Linked DNA regions of Mus musculus: all the other regions are linked to region 1. A link is a loop called in an ENCODE intact Hi-C map of the cell type or tissue named here. Cell type or tissue: left cerebral cortex. All regions are shown on one strand. Each heading gives the region's core, and the rest is flanking DNA. Links, peaks and the distances in the headings are about the cores only.

Region 1 (4,882 bases), core at 605-4,604:
GTATGTAAGCTGAGAACGGGGTAATGCCACCTTCACATTTTTGTAGCTAAGGCGACACCTGAGCTTATCCAGCTTAAACCTTTTCCTTATAGATAAGGAAGTAGATGCATTACTCTTCTCAGGTTCCACAGCACATATTGATGGAACAGGAATGAAAACTCATGCATCCTGGATCCACAGCCAACTTCTTCCGGCCTACCACATTGCACTGGTGAATTTGGTTGAGTCAGCACTTGCCAATTAGTCCCTAGATAAGCTTATGTCCTTGTCTTCAGATGTTGCGCACGCACGCACACACACACACACACACACACACACACACACACACACACACGTTGAACCCTTAAACAGAAGTACACATATCTCAAAAGCATGAAGTTAATTTCCTTCTCTATTCTGTAGGCTTCCTGCATAACGTGCCAGTGTCGTACAAACATGGAGCAGAAAGCTGGCTATTCAGTTGCCAGGGTTCACTTGGCTTGTCACTGGACACAGGTCTCATCTGCCAGATGTACTGCTCTGCTTTAGTGCACAGGGCTGGACGTCTGGAGTCGAGACAGAAAAGGGAAATTAATACCCATGATGTTGTAAGTTAGTATTTTTGCAACATAAAATTAATGCATTTGGGGGGCAAAATACTCAGATTCTACTTTCAAGTATAACGTCTAAGGACAAAGTTGTGCCCCATCTAGAATATTCTCTTAAGTTTCTCCTTTTGTTTCCAGAAATTTCGTAAATTTCAGAAATGTATATATATATTTTGCATATTTTGCCACAGCTTAATATTAAATGTTTTCCCCTACTAACCCTAGATATAGTGACACAAGTTCATGTTATTTTAAAAAACGGTCACAAACAATAGCTTTGTATGCATAGATTGTAAACTGGCTTTTCAAAGTTTAGAATATTAGAAATATTGGGAAGGTAAAAAGGATGTCACACCCATGCACGTGCAGGTACATGCACAGCACACATACACAAAGGCTATCACACCCATGCACATGCAGGTACACACACAGCACATGTACACAAAGGCTATCACACCCATGCACGTGCAGGTACATGCACAGCACATGTACACAAAGGCTATCACACCCATGCACGTGCAGGTACACGCACAGCACATGTACACAAAGGCTATCACACCCATGCACGTGTAGGTACACATACACAGCACATGTACACAAAGGCTATCACACCCATGCACGTGCAGGTACACGCACAGCACATGTACACAAAGGCTATCACACCCATGCACGTGTAGGTACACATACACAGCACATGTACACAAAGGCTATCACACCCATGCACGTGCAGGTACACGCACAGCACATGTACACAAAGGCTATCACACCCATGCACGTGCAGGTACACGCACAGCACACGTACACAAAGCATGCCGGCTGCAAACACTCACTACTGAGCCACGACACTGGGCCTGTGTCTCTCTGTACTCAGATCAGACATTTCTAAAGGAGACAGCAGTACAGCTGCAGATACATAGCGCTCTAAGGTTTTATCATTAGCTATTTTTTCAACTTTGTTGACTGGAAGAAGGCATCAGTGTTTGGATCTCTCTCCGTCTCTTTTTTCTCTTTGTCTCTATCTCTCTGTGTCTCTGTGTCTCACTCTGTCTCTGTTTCTCTCTCTGTGAGTTCAGTTGTAACTGCTAATTTTCTAATTAGTCTGACCAAGTGGTAAATGTCAATAAAACTTTTTTTCCTGCATGAAGCCACAGTTGGTGCTTTCTGTAATTACTGAGATATGGCTGTCAGGACCCAACATCCCTGCGTTTAAACTCTCTTGACTTTGCTATGGATTCCTGGCTCTCTCCTGTTAGGGGCTTGGCTTGACTAGCTAGCAGCTTTTTATCAGTGGCAATCTACCAAAACCCTGTAATGTGCTCAGCACAGGGCAGAACAAATCAGTGTTCTACCTCACAATTTAAGGAAGGCAGGGGGCTAGTTTTTGTTTTAAGATAAACATCTTTCGACAAAACACAAACTCCCCAAAACTTCCTTTAAACTAAACAGCATTGTCACACCCACAAAAGCTCCTATTACTTACCCAGCCAGATGACTCAAGATCACTAACGTTTCTTTCATAAGGACTTTGCTGGCCCATAATCAGTACACCAGGCCAACCCCCATCTTCCTTCACCCTCCCCTGGGAGACTGACGTTTGGAGCACCTCATTTATTAGAAAAAAAAAAAGACTGTTTTCTGCCGGAACTGTTTGTCCCGGGGCTTTTTAAAAAAGCCACTCTTAAGATCCTTTTCAAGTTCATTCACTGAAGTGGGGAAAGGAGGTGACAATAGGTTGTAAGTTTACCGATGACCAGAGTATCCTGCTGAGGAGTCACCCACAGTGACATTCCTGTCACCCAGAGACAGGGCTGAGGCAAAACGCAGGTGCCCTGACTTCTAGAAGTTCCGGGGTGGGGAGCATTTTCAGCTTTTGCACTGTACCCCAATAAAATGGGGCCTCTCCTGCCCTTTGGAGCACCCACTTTCCCTGCAAATTAAAACCAACCACCCCACGCCATAAAGTCTATCCTAAACCCGAATGCGTCCCCAAGGTCTTCGAGCACCTCGTCGGACACTCCCCAACATTTCCGGGTCGTGGGCCAACACGGACCGCACCGGGTGGACTGGCCCGCCTGCGGGCTGCGGTCCCGGAGCGCGCGGAAGGAGCGCGGCCGCGGCGGGCGGAGCGCGGGCGGCCGGGAGGGGGCGCCGCCCGGGCGCGGCGGGTCCGGGAGGGCGGCGGAGGCCTGGGAGTCGGAGTCGGATTCGGAGCCGGAGCGCGGCGCGGGGTCGCGCGGGGGTCCCGGGCGCCAGGCCTCCGGCGAGGGCAGTCGCAGGTCTCCGTGCAGCGCCGCCCCTCGGGCTGGGGAACTTGTCCCGCTCGCCCGGTCCGCAGCCGCCTGCGCCTCCTCGTCCGCGGACCCCCATCTCCGGCCGCGGCCGCGCGGCTCTTGCTTACAAAGGAGGGAAAATGCGGCGGGCGGCCGCGCAGCGCGGGGGCCCCCGGGCGGCGGGGATGGCGGCAGCCCCCGGCACCACGTAAGACGCCCCCGCGCGCCCAGCCTCGGCCCAGGCCCGAGCCCCGCAGCCTGGCGAGCGCTGCGCGTCGCCCGCGGCCCGCGAGGAGGCGGAGGCGGAGGAGCAGGACGAGGCGCCGCCTTCCCCGCGCCGCGCGCCCTCGCCCGCCGTTGTCTGCGCTGCGCTGCGCTGCGCTGGACCAGTTTCGCGAAGTTGCCGGGGCCCTACGCCGCCCAGATGTGCGACCTCATTGAACCGCAGCCGGCCGAGAAGATCGGCAAGATGAAGAAGTTGAGGAGAACTTTGTCCGAGAGTTTCAGCCGCATCGGTGAGTGTAGTCGACTGTCCCCAGTGTCCTGCGGGCGATCCCGGGGCTCGCTCCCTCAGTCCCCGCGCCCACTCCGTGCTCCGGGCACCAACCAGGCGGCTGCCACCTCGGGGTGAGCTGCGAACCAGGGATGAAGGAGAGGACTCCAGGCTAGGGCAGGGACCAGCTGGAGGGCCATCCCTCTGCCCCCAGGACCTGGGCTTCGTTCGTGGACTGTCTTAAGCCTCCAATTTGAGTTCCTCCTCCCCGCCAATAGTATCTTTGGCGCCCGCAGTGAACCGGAGAGGGAACACCCGGTCCCCACCGCCATCGGGTTTCTGTGGCCACCTAGGTTACTTAAAGCGAGTTGGTTTTAAGTGCTTAGCCAATAATTTAGCTTTGGGAATTGTTGAAACGTTGACATGTGCCTGATGTTGTTTAATGTACTCAACCTAGAGGAAGTGGGACAGATACCTTGGGACCTTTTGTTCCGTACTCCGGGTCCTATAATTGGAGGTTTGGGTGTTCGGTTTGTAGGTCTTGAAACCTTCCAGCTGCTGTGGTGAAGGGTGAGCTGTGAAGTTGTGGAGACATTTATGAATATGTCTCCTGAACTTGCTCCATTAGTGCAGTCCAGAGGCTATTGTCTTCTTTAAAAAAAAAATCAACCAACTTAACAGAGCATAAACACACAGCATTAACAAAACAAAACAAAACAAAACGCTCAAGGAATGTTTAGGATACTTAATGAATACATGCTATAGGCTGCAGCAAGATGACAGCTGTGTCCGGTGGAATGGGTTTGTTGAATCTTGAGTGTTGGTGGCAGAAAGTGCCTGTAAACCTGGAGGCATAGCTGCTACCTAAACTTTGGTCCTTAACTTTCTTTGATACAGGTAACTGTGCAAAGCAAGGGAATCCTATAAGCCCCAAGCCAACACATGGGAGTGTCCCAGCATACCTTCTGGCCTTTGGCTCACCTGTTATGTTAGTGAAAGTTAATTAATTAATCATAAGCTAATTCCTTAAAGCCCTGATGTGCCAGTGAGTGTCTGCAGTCTGAAGACAGTTTGCATGTATGGACAATGAACTATGAAAACATGGATAAATATTTAGTCAAGCTTATTATTATTATTATTATTATTATTATTATTATCAATTTTGTTTGACACTTTGCTTTTCCTGAGAACACTGTAAATCATGTGCAGAAGTCATATTAGTCGTGCCTTTACTTATTACATGCGTTGAATGTACACAGACTCATTTTTCTGAGTTAGGCCTGTGAGTGTGGAGTCCTACATTCAAGTGAAGTTTGAAGCCAAGAGGAGTGTGAGAGTGAGGTGTGGAGTCTGTGCATTATTAACAAGGATGTTTCAGGGCTGGACCCAAAACACCACCCAGGCGGGTTCTGGAGTCCATTAGGGCCTGTTCTAAAGCACATTAGCTAGATAGTTACTAATGCTAATGATTCCGTTGGAGCCCCTCCAGTTTTGTGTTAAATAATTCATTGCAGTTGAGTCTCAGTAAGAAA
Region 2 (4,882 bases), core at 541-4,540, 420 kb after region 1:
TGACCGCCTCTGCCCTGCTTGTGCATTCTAGCTTAAGGGTGGCAGGTTGTTAGAATGAGTCTTGCTAAGCAGGGGCTCTCAGACCCATACTCTCAGAATCCATTGGCGTTTGTGCTGTTGTAGCTTCTAACTCCAGAGCCACCCTGATGCTGTGTGGTTCTGCGCGTCACCTCACCACTGGGGTGTGTGAACACCATTCGGGGAGATGAAGTGCAGAGGTTGAGGCTACATTCATTTCTCACCATCATCTGGGTGCTGGGCTCATGGGGCATGCTGTTCAGGGGAGGTGAAACATAGCATAAGATAGGGGCCCCGGCCGGAGCTTCTCTGGGTGAGAAACGGTGCAGGCTGGGGCCAGGCTGCAGTTCTCTAATGCATGGGTACTCAAATGCTGCTAGGAACTGCAAGTAGTTGAGAAAGAGGGGTGGGGGTAACCATGGGCCTGAGATGAGTGGGGTGGAGGAAATCCTGCTTAGCCCAGAGTGGGTGTCAGGAGTGCAGAGAGGCCTTCAGCAGGAGACTTAGCATGGCTCTGTATTGACTAAGACTTCCTCAATTGGTGGTCTTTGAGGAAGGAGAGTCCTTGCTTGTCCAAAGTGTTTATTCATGATAGAAAATGGATGTATACAACTTACTCAGAGTGGACCAGAGATTAAATACTTTTTGCTTCGTGCAAAAAGTATTTATTAGCTAAGCCCTCAAGTCCAAGCCATCTAAATACCTCATTAGTATGGAGAGCTCTGGGCTCTGCGCTACCTGACCAGTTGTCCTGGTCCTCTTAGTGGGATGTCTTGGTGGTCACTGTGTTCCAGGACAGGAATCCCGGTTCCTTCATCAACTTGACCTTACCAGTTTTTCTGCCTGGTGACACAGTTCCACCTGCCCCCACACTGCTGCTACTTGAAGGAATACATAGTGAGTAACCGAGCTCCTATCTAGTGCTCCTGTCCCCAGATCCTTTTGTTGGGTCCCTTGGAAGCTCTGCTGTGGTGCTCCAGTGGGCAGGCTGCATTTGTATGGAGATTATGCTCAACCCCCACCCCCACCCCCAGTGCAGAGCTGTCCCACTGGCTGCTGCCTGCACATCTCATTGCACATCTCATCCTGTCTGAGGCCCTGTTACAGTAACTCACTCACTCTGCAAAGCAGTCACTGAGACAACAGTGAAGCAGTGAGGGCATCCCGTTTAAGCAGACAGGCATTCAAAGCAACAGGGAAGAGAAAGATGGAGACACTGGAGAAGATGGAAACAAAATATTTTAAGTGAGCTGCTCTAGTTGGAGGACTCTGGTTCTACAAGACATTTTCTGAAATAATTTTTAAGTTGGTTGGTTGTGTTTCTCCTCGGGTTTTCTAACAGCTGTTTGGTCTCTCTTCTGCAAATCTTTTGTGGCCTCTGGACCCAGACTTAGGCAATCAATCAAATCTACAAGTCATTTATCAGAAGCCCCTGAGGGTGGGTTAGGTAGTTAGACTGGGGCAGTCAGAGGCCCCAGGCCTAGCATATTATCTGTGAGTTTAGGATAGTTGACATATCTTTGCTCTCCTTTGGGCCAGTTAAAGTGATTGTTTGGAGTGTGAATATCTCAGTAAATATTTTGGGGTGTGTGTGTGTGTGTGTGTGTGTACACAAGAGAGAGAGCATGTGCACACGCACAAGTGTGTGCAGTTTATGCATTGGTACACGTTCATGTGTGTACTTCGTTCATGTGTGTACGTGTACGTGTACGTGTGGAGGCCAGAGGACCTCAATTGTTATTCCTCAGGAATCTTCCACCTTGGAGTTTTGAGACATGGTCTGTCTCTGGAACTCAGGCAAACCAGACTGGCTGGCCAGCAAGCCCAAGGGATCTCGCCTCCTGTTCCTGCCTCCCTGGCACAGAGATTACAAACATGGAACTACCACATCTAACTGGGTTTTGGGATCTAACTCATGTCGTCATGTTCACATAGCGAGTACTTTGCTAACGGAGATATTTCCTCAGCTCTCTCCTTCATTTTGATCTGTTTGTGCATCTGTGTATATGCGCATGTACATGATTGCATGTATACATGTGTTCACATGGGCATAACAGACAAAGGTAGATGTTGACTGTCATTCCTCGGTCTCTACCTTGTAGGTGGAGACAGCGTCTCTCACTAAGACCGGAGCTCGCCAGCTCGCCTGTACAGCTCGCCTAGCAGTCCTCAGGGATTACGTGTCTCTGCCTTCCCAGCACATGCCAAGTCCCCATACTTGCATGGATATCTTCATAGTCTCCTTTGTCTTGTTGTTTTAATGGATATTTTCTCCATGCTTATAGAGGAGTCCGTGGTGTGGCCAGCTCTGCTGAGCCTCACCATTGCTATCTGATTCTGTACTGCGCAGTTTCCAGAAGCTGCACTTACTTCCTTACTCGGGTTCCTTTCCATCTAGACGTTGGCCATGGTGAAAACACTGCAAATATTTGGAAACATCCTCCCTTTCAATCCAGTGCAGCTGAGCCTCCAGCGAGTAATTCCAGCCCCTGTCTGAGGCCCGTGCTTAGGCAGCTTTTACTGCTCGGTCTCTAGGCTCCCCCTACTGGTCGTTTCTATGTAATGCTCTCTGCCTTTTCTTTCTTCAGTCATTTTCCTGTGCAGGATCTCCTACTGCCATATTCCTCACACCAGACACAGCCCAAGCTCTTCTTTGCTGTGTAACAGCATCACCAAAATCTTACCAAATCAATGCATGATTATTGCCTCAAAATTTCTGTGGGTTGGGAGTTTCCAGACTTGGACAAGATGTTTCCTCTGCTTCCTGATTTCACAAAGATACAATCAATGAATCTGCTAGGGCTTGCAAGTTTAACTAAGGTAACTGGATAAGGGTAGACATCCAAGTTCATGTGGTTGCTGGAAACAGTTTCCAGCTGGCTATTGGAGTGATGACTGGCTAGGCTTTTTGCTGGCTGTTGGCTTAGGTCAACCACAGCTTCTTGTCTCTAAATCTTCCGACCATAGCTGTTTGCTTCCAAAAAGCCAGTAAGCAAATAGGACTTTTAACCCAATGGGAGTTATCAACTGACCCAACAATTGAGATCTTACCTTCCTTGTATTCATTTGATTAGAAAAAGTCGCTGGCCACTCCCATGTTCAGTGTGGATACCAAGTGCAAGCATCAGGGGCTCAGCATGGGCTTTTGTTTTTAGTGTAGCTTATGTCTCTTTCCATCATGGAGCACTGAGTAGAGCATGAGGCCTGGCCTTTACGCGTATTGTCGCCAGCTTCCGCTGCACTGGGTGGACAGTTGTTTCTGCTTTGCTAAATATTAAGCACCCTCACCACTTTGGGGGGCATTTGTGATTTAAGCTAGGGTCTTGTGCATGCTGAGTGCATACTGCACACCCTGAGCTATATCCCCAGCCCACCAACCTCCTCTGCTCTGTTCATCTAAAAGTGTAAAACAGCTCTGTAGTGACATTTTTTGAGAATTCTGGGATTTTGGTTTCTTTTGAAAATACAGAAATATTATAAGAATGTGCTTTTGTTTTAATCCCTGGTGTAGGGGTGTGGGGCTGCTTCGTTATCCACAGCAGCTGACTATGACTTGCCCAGTGCGCTAACAGAAGTGTGGTCTTGACAACTGCAGATAATTTTCTGCAGTTGTGTAACCTTTGGAATTCTGGGAAGTTTCCAGAAGATGCATAGATGCTAGGCTCCCGAGATGCAGGGGAGGTGGTAGTTGGTCATTAAGGGAGGTTGGTTGAGGCTTGTTAGTAGCCATAGCCAAAGAAAAACCAAAGAAATAAGTTAGATGCAGGGCTTTCTTTTTATTCTATCCTTGTTTCTCTCCTATCTAGTATTAGGGAGTGAAACCGAGGGGATAAAGGGTGGAAAAAAGAAGAACCCACAAAGTAGCAAAGGCCAGCTACACAATTCCTCTATTTCCACGTCAAGTCACTGATGAAATGCTGAAGAGGGGGCTGGTGTGTATATATGGGTACACTTACACGATACATACCCGCCCAGACACATTTTCATATATGTGTGTGCTGAAAGGGAAAGAATGACAAAGGGGATTCCTGGAGACTTCCCGGTCCTCTGGGAGCCAGGAAGTTCAGCTCTTGAGACCAAGACCGTTGTCTTCCTTGCCAAGTGATCTGCTCTTGAACTGAGCCACTTTGTAGCTCAGCAGCCTTTCCCTGTGCTTCTCGGGGGCAGCAAGGTGCATCAGGGAATAACAACCAACTACGCTAAAGGTGACATACACTGCGCAAGTTACAGTGCAGCTCCTTGCCACTGCATTCAGAAAGAGGGCCCATTGCATTTGCAGTTTGTGTAAAATATAATCAATGAATTTCTCACGGGATGAACTTTGTCATGTTTAGAGTAATTTCATAGGAATTCTTGGCTTCACCTAGTCCCCTATGTAAAGGGACAGCCTTAGTGGTCCTGTCCTGCATTTCACGTGGCGATGACACTCAGGCGATGGAAGGTGGATGCTCTTTGTGGACAAGTGTGGACACGTACTAAACCTTCTTCCCTGGAGCCCTGTACGCAGCCTTTCTCTTCAGTCACCTGGCTGTCCGGTTTTTAGAAGGAAACGAGAGCATTCGTTTCTGTTCTTTAGGAGTACAGAGTTAAATAGCATGGGAAACACACACCTTGTACAGCCTTTATTTTGAAGGCGACTGAGTTCAGTCATGGGCTCCTCCTGATACCAGTTCAAGTCTATGTAGTTTATTCAATAGATATTTAGTGCCCACTTTATGCCGTAGACTTGATAGGCAAAAGAAATAGAAAGTAAAAGAGAAAACAAACAAAGAAATCAGAGTGCAAAGTAAACACTTGCTAAAATTTAATCTGTGGCAGTTGCTATGAAGCTGTGGTGTTGCGTATGACAGGAATCCTGCCCTGG
Region 3 (4,882 bases), core at 491-4,490, 110 kb after region 1:
GACCCAGGACTAACATAGAGAAGCCCCTGATTCTTGGGTGGTGGTGGTGGGGTTCTTGTGTGAAGATAAATAGAAGAACAAAGCAAATTAATGTGCAGAGCTAGGGCAGCAGGCTAGGGATGGAGAGGAAAGATTATGCTGAGGTAGTTGCTGAAGTCCAGTTAAGTAGAGCTAGGGCCAGCAGAGTGGGCCAGTGATTGGCAGGTCAGAACCGTGGTAGGGCAGAGAGAAGAGCAACGGTGAAGATGGCTGTAGCAGTTGTCAGCATTGAGGAAGTGGAAAATGGCTGGCTTGACTGAACAGGCTCAGTTCTGCACAGTCAGTGCGCCCAGCCCTGCCTGGAGCCCTTGCTCTTCAGGCCCAGCCAATGGCTGCCTGCCTGAGGAACAAATGGTTTATCTTCTAGTTTCAGGTGGACTGAGGCTGGTTGCAAGCATTTATCTCTGGCTTCATTTTCCTTTGATTTAGAAGTAGGTGGACTAGCACCTTGGTTCACCCCAGATATTAGGGGAATGAGTGAAGGCATGTAGCAAGCCGTGTGCTGTTGAGCATGAACGCACACATGCCTTTGCCAGAACACCTCTTCCTCTCCACCGGCCGCCTTTCCTTCGTATCCGTTGGTTGTTTATGCCCCCACTTTCTCCTTGTGATGTTAGAATTTCAGGACTAAACTTGAGCTCCCCCCATTTTACTGGGCCTCATGTCCAGTCCAGTCAATAGCAAGCATTGAAACACCTCTTTATCTGTCCACCCCCTAATTCCGTTGCCTTCTTTACGGTCTTGTCCAGAAATTTGTCCTTGCTTCCAGAATGTCTTCCCTTTCCTCCTTGTCCAGATTTATTTTCTATACCAGTTCCTTGTTAAAAACTGAAAAGCCCCACCTAGCCCACTATCTGTCTATAATTCCCTTAAGATGGACATTTTGAATCAAGGCAACCACCATTTCCCATGGGATAAAATGCCCGATTTCCTGGTACGCGACACACGACCATTTAAGCTCTACTGTTGAACCTTCTTGCTGCCACTGTGCTTGGCCATCGGCTCAGCCAGCTTCCGGCTGAGGCTTCACGTGGCTGCTCACGTGCTTTTCCCATCCAAGCAGAGCCCAGGCTCCTCAGATTTATGTTACTTACTCTAAAGAGTCTCCTGAGATACAGCAGGGAGCTTATGTCAAAAACTTACATCGCCAGGGATGCTTGGCGTCTGGGGCATGAGGATGAAATGTTTGAGGGCAGACATGGACCATTGAAGGCCATCCAGGGCTACATAATGAGACCTTCTGTTAGAAGAATAATAAGCATGTTTTATTACATTATTATAACTTGTTTTACTTATTTAGAATCATTTTCGGATAGCTTTTATAAGTGTTTGAAATCATTATCTGAAGTTTCTTTTTGAGTTAGATTTAGCCTAATCTACTTGCAAATTTAATTTTGGTATTTGATTATTACAGATAATTTCATGTCTTGCTTGCTATGCGTTTATATGTCTGTAATGTTAAGACATTAATATGACCTGTTATATGTCTCAGGTCCTTGTGAATAGTAGGCACTTTATTTGTCATCATTCCTTTAGTTCCTTGGATGTAGAGAATGTATGTAGCTGTTCACAGTGCTGTGTATACAAGTGCATGCTTGTGGAGTAAATAGAGAGGTGTTTTGTTTTGTTTTGTTTTGTTTTGTTTTGTTTTGTTTTGTTTTGTTATTTTTATGGTTTGTCGCATTAACCCTTTGCATACCACATTAGTTCACCCACAGTTTCAGGAAGAACAAACCATAAGAACTGTTGTGGCCAAGTGACTAAGCTGACATGGAACCTAAGCATTGAATTGTGGGAAGGAGTTTACCTAAGATAATTTTAGACCCAAAACATGGAGTTGGGAAAAATTGATGAGTTAGTTTAAGAATTAATCAATGTTTTTAGAGGCCTCGCTTTGTGTTACAGAGTAATGAAAAAAGCCGGTGATTGGCATGGTTTGTACTCAGAGCCTTAAAATGGGGACAGTAGCAATAATAAAAGAGCATTTTAGGATGTGACAGATAATTAAATCCTACATGATTCAGATTTGAAGCAGTGTTGGCTTTGCCAAAGAAGAGTTTGTGCATTGGAAGGATGAGCAACCCTATCGAGAATCTCAAGGCCTTAAAGATGTTTTGGACGACCACTACTCTTCAGGCACGTGGTTCACACAATTAAAATACTTTCTGATATTAGGGAAAAACTTGGGGTGGGCAGCTACCTTCATCAGAAAAGTGTTTGCCATGCAATACCAGAACCTGTGTAAAGCCTGGCATGGCAGCACATGAGGTTTTATTACCTTAGCTCTGGGGAAATGGTTTAGACCAGTGAGAAACTGAGGGGGAAAAAAAAAGGTGGACAGCTTCCGAGAAACAGCATCTGAACTTGACTTGTGGCTTGCCAAAGCATATTTATGCATACGCACCCCTCCCCCAAAAGTGTTTATTTCTTAGCTTTGATAAAGAAAAAAGCACATAATAGTTTTTATTTAAATGAAAATTTTATTTTTTTATATTTTATTTTTTCTTTCATGTTGCAGAAAAAAAATCAAGTTGATTATTTCTCAGGTGATATTTGGAGTGATGAGGATGACGTCTTATGAAGGAGAAGTGTTTCATTTGTATCCACTGGGCTGTGATGGGTGAATGGTCTCTTCCTCAGCCTCTGGCAACACACAGACTCAAGCCCAGCGCCTGGGGAGTACTGGCCACTCACCATTAGCACAGTAGTTACCGTCTCTCATTACTAAATTTACCATAAAATTGAATATTTATAATTATAGATTACCATGTTATTTTAAAATTTCTTCTGTAAGTTATTTTTCAGTTTTGCTGTACCTTACTCTAATTTTTGAACCATGGTGCTTCTCTTTCCAGGCATAGAAAATCCTAGTTCAAGTATGAGGGAGAGATCAGCCTCTCTCCTGTAGGGGGCGCTAAGAGAGTAGCAGTTAGTTTTCCTTTGCCACCCAGTACCCTCTGGCATGACTTGGCACAATTTACTTAAAGATTGCATGCCCTGGTTTGCAGGGTTTTGTTTTGTTTTGTTTGTTTGTTTTTTGGATTTTTGTTTTGTTTTGTTTTGTTTTTTGATGCTGTCATGGGTCCTAAGCCCATCAGTAATTCTTCAGGCTCATAATTATGCAACTGTCACTTTGGTTCAGTAAGTGCTACACCTGTGCAAAAAAAAAAAAAAAAAAAAAAAAATCTAACCTCCTGCATTTGGTGCATGGTAATTTTAGAGTCCTCATTATGCCTCATTTACATATGACAAACGTTATGCATATAGACACATCAAACCATTTCCCAAGCATTTGTAACATGAACGCTGGTAGCCTAAACTTGGCCTTCTCTAGGACCTCAGATGATGATTTAATGGCACTGTCACTCAGGATACTTTCTGGCTTTCTCTAGTGCCTTTAAAAATTGAATTGAGCAGGATAAAGTGCATCCCTTTGATTAAATGTTTTTCCTCATGTGCAATTACCGCGAGCTGTCTGCCTCCCGTTCTGTATGCTTTTGAAGCAGCACTGCATTGCAAATCAATATCTTTCTGGAGAGACAGGGTGTAGTGGATTGCCTGGACAGCATATGCGTGGTTCCTCTGGCTGCAATGCTGCTGCAGAGCCCGCTCACTCTGCCTTCCTGGGAACCCCACAGGCAAGTCCATCGTGTTTGGAGGAAGAAAAGAGATCATTCTAGGGAAAAAAAAAATTGACCTATTAAAGCTTTCAAGACCGACTGTTAGCATGTTCTTTGTGCTCTTCTGAAACGTTTTTTGTTTTGTTTTTTTGTTTTTTTGTTTTTTTGTTTTTGGTCTTGCTCCACTGAGATCAGCTTCTCTGGGTGATCTCTGGAATTTTTTGTGCTTCCCCCTTTCTTGGTTGTAGTACGGCCGTACCATTTCAGCTTGCTAGTGCAGAAAGATGTGAATTCAGTTGCTGTCTGAGGCTGGCTTGGTGCAAACACATTGCTAGAGATATGTTAAGGAGTTCCAGGTGAATCCGGCTCAAGAGAGACAACAGCATAAACGGTAAGACAGAGCATGCCTGAATCATAGCAAGGGCTTTAATTTGGAGCATCTCGGCAAGTCTGAATCCTGACTCACTCGTTTACAACTTGAAAAGGATTCATTCTGTGCATGTCATGCCACTCAGTCGATTCTATTTAACTGCCAAAACCAGCAGAGATTGATAATGGGGTATTTAAATTAAGGATCCGACGGGGTTACTCAGCGAATCCCCGGAGGCTCCCAAGGCTATTGCCTGGAGTTTGTAAACACCAGGAGCAGATAAGATGAAGAAAATGTTCAGTGACTGCTTCTTTGCCATAGCCGAGTCTGATTTCTTTGGAAACTAGTCTACCTTTTTTTTTTTTTTTATAGCTTAAAGAGATCTTGCATATGGTTTTGCCTGGCTATGCTTAGCTGAATGCCCTCTGAGTCAATCAACTGAAGGACGGGAGACCACTTTTCCTTTGGGTAAACTGATGTCTGTGAATTTAGCTGGATTGGGTCTGAGTAGAATTGATATCTCTACTATACTAGAAATCCGGGGCTGCTTCTCTGATCACCTTACCCCTTCTCCTCCTCGAGCCCTGACATGCACCTGCTTTGAGTGTGTGTTTCTGAGTAGAGGTCAGGGTGTTGCCACTTGGCATCTTTATACCTGTAATGGTTTTGCTCTCCTGCATAGAAGTGATAATTCTTCATGCAGTTCTGCTTGAAGTGCCAGCTAGCTCTACTAGTGGGCTGTTAGCATTATAGATGCTGATGGAGAACCCCTGCATACAAGAAAGGCTGGGCTAGTAGACAGGCTACACCAAAATGAGGCTTGCCTGTTCATGAAGAAGATGACAAGCAAGGT
Region 4 (4,882 bases), core at 456-4,455, 97 kb before region 1:
GTACTAGCTATGATTTTTTCCCCTCGGGATTTATTTCCTACTTGGACTTTACTTTTCTATAAATGGGCTCTTGATATCCCTGCTCATTTTCTCATTTTGCATTTGTGTCTCCCCTGCTTGTGAGAACACATTTCATATTACAGCAAACAGTGCTCTGTTTCATGTCTGCCTAATAGACAAGGAAAAAACCGAATTCTTGATCATGTCTTTCCTCCTTTCTTACGGGTCAATAGTAGATACTTCATTAGTAAGTCACAATATAGATCATAAATATGTGAGGAATATGGGAAACCATTCCATCATCCATTTTTAAAAACAAACAGAATGGTCATTGCTGAAGGACACATTGCCATCGTCTCCCATCACTTAGCGTTCACTCTCCATGCTCACACGGAGTCAGGAGTGCTCCAGGCCCAGTCGTTCTGGATCAACCTCCCCCAATGCCTGCCTTGTCCTTTAATTGTGTACAATTATTATATATCTGAAAGTTCATTTTTTTAAAACATAGATTTACCTTAAAGGGGAAAGTTTATATCCTTGTCATTGTATATTTTAACTACTAAAAGATTATGAAAATAAGAGGTTCATCTGTATACTACCTAAAACACACCATATGTTGACCAACTGCATTAGAACACACCAACTGTCCCAGCCAAGTCAAGGGCAGGACTAGAAGTTTTCAGACAGTGAGTTTCACAGCCTCCTGTGTACCACACCGAGCAGGGTAAGATCGTAGAGATTCATTTATATCTGAGGCATGCTATCCTGAATGGCAAACCACTTTATATATTATGGACATTGGAAATTAGAACTTAGTCCTTTCATCAAAAATCAACAATATGTCAGAAAAACAAAACAAACAAACCAAGTAGGCTTTGAGGGCAGAGAAAGAGACCTTGATCAAGTCCAGCGGACAAACTGCACGTGGTATTCAGGGCTTGAGACTAGTGCACACCCGGAGTGTGATCTTGAAGTTCTTATTCTAGCCAGAACATTCTAAGATTCTGCTAATTATGCTGGCATGAAAGGGTCAGAACAGGAGGGCCCAGCGCCCAGGGCTGGGCAGGTTCCCTGAGCAGGATTATCCTGTCTAGTCCGGTACCCAAAGGGGGAGAGGAGCCATGTGCTGGCTGAGGGCATGGAGCCACATCCTCCTGCCCGTTTTCCTCTCTGTAGCTCTCATCCAGCTGATTTTCAACTTATCTGACCATAAGACTAAAACCCACCATCACTGGAAGCGGAAAATCGAAGCAAAATACGTTGAAAAGGGTGAGTGACTTGTGAAATCAGGCACAGTGCTATGGCTGTACCCCACTGGCTTTTTGGTTGGGGTATCCTGACTGGCTCAATTGTCCGTTTCAAAATTTGCCTTTTGGTGGTGGTGGTAAGACATGTTTAAGGGAGCTTTATGTTTTGGGGGAAATCTTGTTAATATTGGACTTGTTCTTCCTTTTACTACCTAAACTGTATTGATGAGAGCTGGAGGTATAAACTGGCTACCCGTTTTAATATAAAAAGAACTTCAGGGCTGGCAAGATGGCTCAGTGTTAAGAGCACTGACTGCTCTCCCGAAGGTCCCGAGTTCAAATCCCAGCAACCACATGGTGGCTCCCAAACCATCCGTAATGAAATCTGATGCCTTCTTCTGGAGTGTCTGAGGACAGCTACAGTGTACTTACATATAATAAATAAATAAAAAAAAAAATAAAAAAAATAAAAAAAAGAACTTCAAAGAAAAGTGACCATTTTCTCCATCTTGACAACTCCCTCATTGCCAGAGGCCAGACATGTTGCTTGGGGGACCTCTCATACTTATTCTGGTTCCTATGTGATTTTAGGGTTACCAGGAAAGACAGATTAAGATAAAAATTACTTCTGGTCAAGAGGTTGGAATTTATGGCTTGGGTAGAGACCCAGCATTCCATTTGAGGGGGCTATCCATCAGGCCAAGGGGCTATCCCTAGGAAGCCAAGCTAGAGAGAGAGACAAAACACTTAGTCCCTTCCTGAAATGATGTAATTTGTTTTCCCAGAGTACCTGCCCAGGTGCAGCAGCTCACAAAGCTGCACGCGTGAATCTCAAGTCTGACCACTTCTCCTGAACTCTTTACATCTCTTTTTTATAAGCGTGCTTTCCCCAACACTTTGGGCTCCTGACTTCTCTAAGGCCTCTCCTATTCCCACTGTGAGGCTGTGTGTCAGCCATGTATCTGACCTCCATGCTGGATCAAATAGCATGTCCTTTTTCCTTCTTTTCTCCATTGTCCTTCTTTGGCCAACTACTGAGATTTATAGCTTCCCTCCCTTGGGCATTGTTTTGTTCTTTTCCTTTTTAAAGATTTACTTATTTATTGTATGTGAGTACACTGTGCTGTCTTCAGACATATCAGAAGAGGGCATTGAATCCCATTACAGGTTGTTGTGAGCCACCATGTGGTTGCTGGGAATTGAACTCAGGACCCCTGGAAGAGCAGTCAGTGCTCTTAACCACTGAGCCATCTCTCCAGCCACTGTTCATTTCCTTTTAAACATGAATAAGATTGCTCTTGAGCTTAAACAAAAAGCATAGCAATTTTAAAATTAAATAGAGAGATTTCAAGTTAAAAATCAAGTAAAAGAGCCTGTGGCATTTTATATTGGCACGAAGTTCAACAAACCATGATGACACACTAATGACCTCTTGTTTACCTAAAATATGTTTTTAAAATGGATACAGCAAAAGCACTATTTAAGAAAGAACATCTGACAAATTACACATTTATGTGGGAAGTCAACAGATCAAGTGCAGCATTGGGGCAGAGAACATTTTCCAACAAAGGCAGGGACAGTTAGTTTGTTAAGAAAAGATGCACTTCAAGCTGAAAAGAGTTGGGGTATTTACACCAGCTAGCACATGGTTTGGGGTGTCATCTGCAGAGTGTAGGTTTTCCTCTCCTGATGCAGTTCTATGCACAGCTTTGTGTGCTTCATGTCTCATTAGCTTCTCAATGCCATCCAGGAGACCGTGTTGGTATTGTAATAATCTAGGCTCTCTAGAGTGCCTCTCCACCTATGCTAATCTAGTTGGCCTTGGTCTCCTGGTCTCTAGAGATTGGAGTAAGGGAAAGGATTAGAAGGAGGCTGTTCTGGCCTTCATTTTTGCCACCTTGTTCTTTTCATATGCTAACTTTGTAGCCTTTGCAAAGGCCTTCTGAATTTCACTCTCTGCCCCATTCCCTCACTCAAATCACCCCTGAGAACTGTGATCTCACAGTGAAAAATGATGACTTGCCTTCTGTAACAACTTCTATATACTATATATGATCCCTGCCTGTGAGGGCCAGAGCTGTTAGTCCCAAAGATGACAGGAGAAAGGTCACTGACACAACTCATCATGACCCATATAATTAAAGCAAGCAATTCAATAACGCAAGCGTTCTTATTCATGTACATGGGCTGCCTCCCCCTAAGGTGGAGTTCGACAGGTCAACACTGGACATGAGGAAAACAAGGTTTTTAAACCTCAGACACAGAGGGTTCTAACTGGGGGATTTGGTAGGGAACCAGGCAGGGCTATAGAAGCAGAACAACTTAGTCATAACGCTCTGAAACAGTCATGGCTATAAGGTGGGCATAAGGTGGTCATAACCGCAGGTGGTCAGAATCATCTTTTGAAACAAAGGCATAGTTGTCATTTCCTGGAACAGGCAGTACAGGACCATTTATAATTAAGTTGACAGATCAGGCATAGCTCAATCCTTGAGAACCAGAGTTTAATCATAAACATGAATGAACCCGGTTTGTCTCTACTAAAACATGGCTTCTAAGCTTAAGATGGAGGCAGGGTGGTTAATCAATAACACCTTCTCAGCATAGCTCTGTAGATGCTGTGGTAGGAGTTGGCTGGAATCCTTGCATTGCAAAAACCTTAGTTTGGAACTGCTGTTTCCTAGATAACACAAAAAACATTTTCTGCGAGCACTTGGCAGGTCGTTTGGGCTGCTGTTAGCATGTCTGGAGCTATCAGGTGTTATACTACAGTTGTCCTTAATTTTGCTTCTGAGTTTAAGAGTAAGATTCCCTCATAGTGTTATAAAAAAAAAATACTAGTGAGGAAAGCATAAAAGATTTCTATGAAGGAATTCACTCCTGGAATATACTAAATGAAAAACAAGAGGAGGTTGAAAATCGTAACCTTTTTTGTCCTTTGAAGAGAATTAAGTTTTAGTAGTTCACAAATTTAAGCAACCCTATCTTCAAGATCTTAGGAGAGAGGATGGGGGAATTAATTATCGTGAATAGCTACTTAAGTCCTTTCAGTCTGGGTGGGAAAGGTCTTTATTCTGAGAAAATATCAACAGACAATAGAAGATATTTATATCCTAGACAAGGCTATCAGCATTGACAGCTGCTGTAGCTCCTAAGCATACGAGGTGCCCACATGTTCTAGAGCAGTTGCAGAAGCAAGCTATATATCTAGGAACGCCCCTTAACTTTTAAGTGGCAATATCAGAGTTTCAAGTTCTCAGCATCTAGGAATTTAGTAAATAGAATATTGTTTATCTTTTTTTTCCTCTTAGCTGTTCTTGAAAAAAATTTCTTCCCTAAGTAACAATAATTTATTTATTGCAATGGCAATAAAAAGGAAGTTTTGATTTGGTCCATAGTTAATTAGACACAAATATTAAGGTCAGGTGTTTCTAGACATTTGTAATTGTATCCCTCATAGAAGAAGATGAGATTTGCTGGATCAGCAACATTATGGAGTAGAAGAAACTGGCACAGGACTTGAAAGAGTGGGCAACAAGATTCCACAAAATCTAGGATAAAGTGATGCTCTAGAAATCAAGAAAAATGTGATTTTATGGAAGGAACCAATCAGAAGACATAAACCCAAGGACCTA

Evidence for each region. Peaks named below come from ENCODE experiments on the same cell type or tissue, not always from the same donor. Only the 100,000 strongest peaks of a DNase experiment are listed, where the experiment ranks them.
Region 2: it touches region 1 in a loop (7-fold over the local background); 25 of 42 quality-filtered maps call a loop at or near these places.
Region 3: it touches region 1 in a loop (7-fold over the local background); 10 of 42 quality-filtered maps call a loop at or near these places.
Region 4: it touches region 1 in a loop (2.8-fold over the local background); 9 of 42 quality-filtered maps call a loop at or near these places.

Annotation. Positions count from the first base shown.
Region 1 is chr5:5,378,525-5,383,406 of GRCm38, reverse strand. It overlaps Cdk14 (cyclin-dependent kinase 14), which reads left to right and starts at 3,156. Exons shown (of 15, transcript NM_011074.3): 1 at 3,156-3,372. The coding sequence starts at 3,282. In left cerebral cortex, for the core only: a CTCF peak has its summit at 2,690 (motif pointing right); DNase peaks (open chromatin) are centred at 2,790, 3,174 and 3,840; H3K4me3 peaks cover 1,885 bases.
Region 2 is chr5:4,959,807-4,964,688 of GRCm38, reverse strand. The region is part of intron 10 of Cdk14 (cyclin-dependent kinase 14); the gene reads left to right. Among named protein-coding and RNA genes, the nearest start is that of Fzd1, 200 kb to the right of the region's middle. In left cerebral cortex, for the core only: a CTCF peak has its summit at 2,566 (motif pointing left); a DNase peak (open chromatin) is centred at 2,550.
Region 3 is chr5:5,264,748-5,269,629 of GRCm38, reverse strand. All of the region lies in intron 2 of Cdk14 (cyclin-dependent kinase 14), which reads left to right. Among named protein-coding and RNA genes, the nearest start is that of Gm30151, 100 kb to the left of the region's middle. In left cerebral cortex, for the core only: a CTCF peak has its summit at 2,951 (motif pointing right); DNase peaks (open chromatin) are centred at 2,950, 3,614 and 3,997; H3K4me3 peaks cover 1,515 bases; H3K27ac peaks cover 1,748 bases.
Region 4 is chr5:5,475,253-5,480,134 of GRCm38, reverse strand. Pttg1ip2 (PTTG1IP family member 2) reads left to right here and starts at 992. Exons shown (of 7, transcript NM_001200025.1): 1 at 992-1,269. The coding sequence starts at 1,122. It overlaps Gm30325 (a long non-coding RNA gene), which reads right to left and starts at 968. Exons shown (of 5, transcript XR_868230.3): 1 at 866-968. In left cerebral cortex, for the core only: no CTCF peak of the experiment used is centred there; no DNase peak of the experiment used is centred there.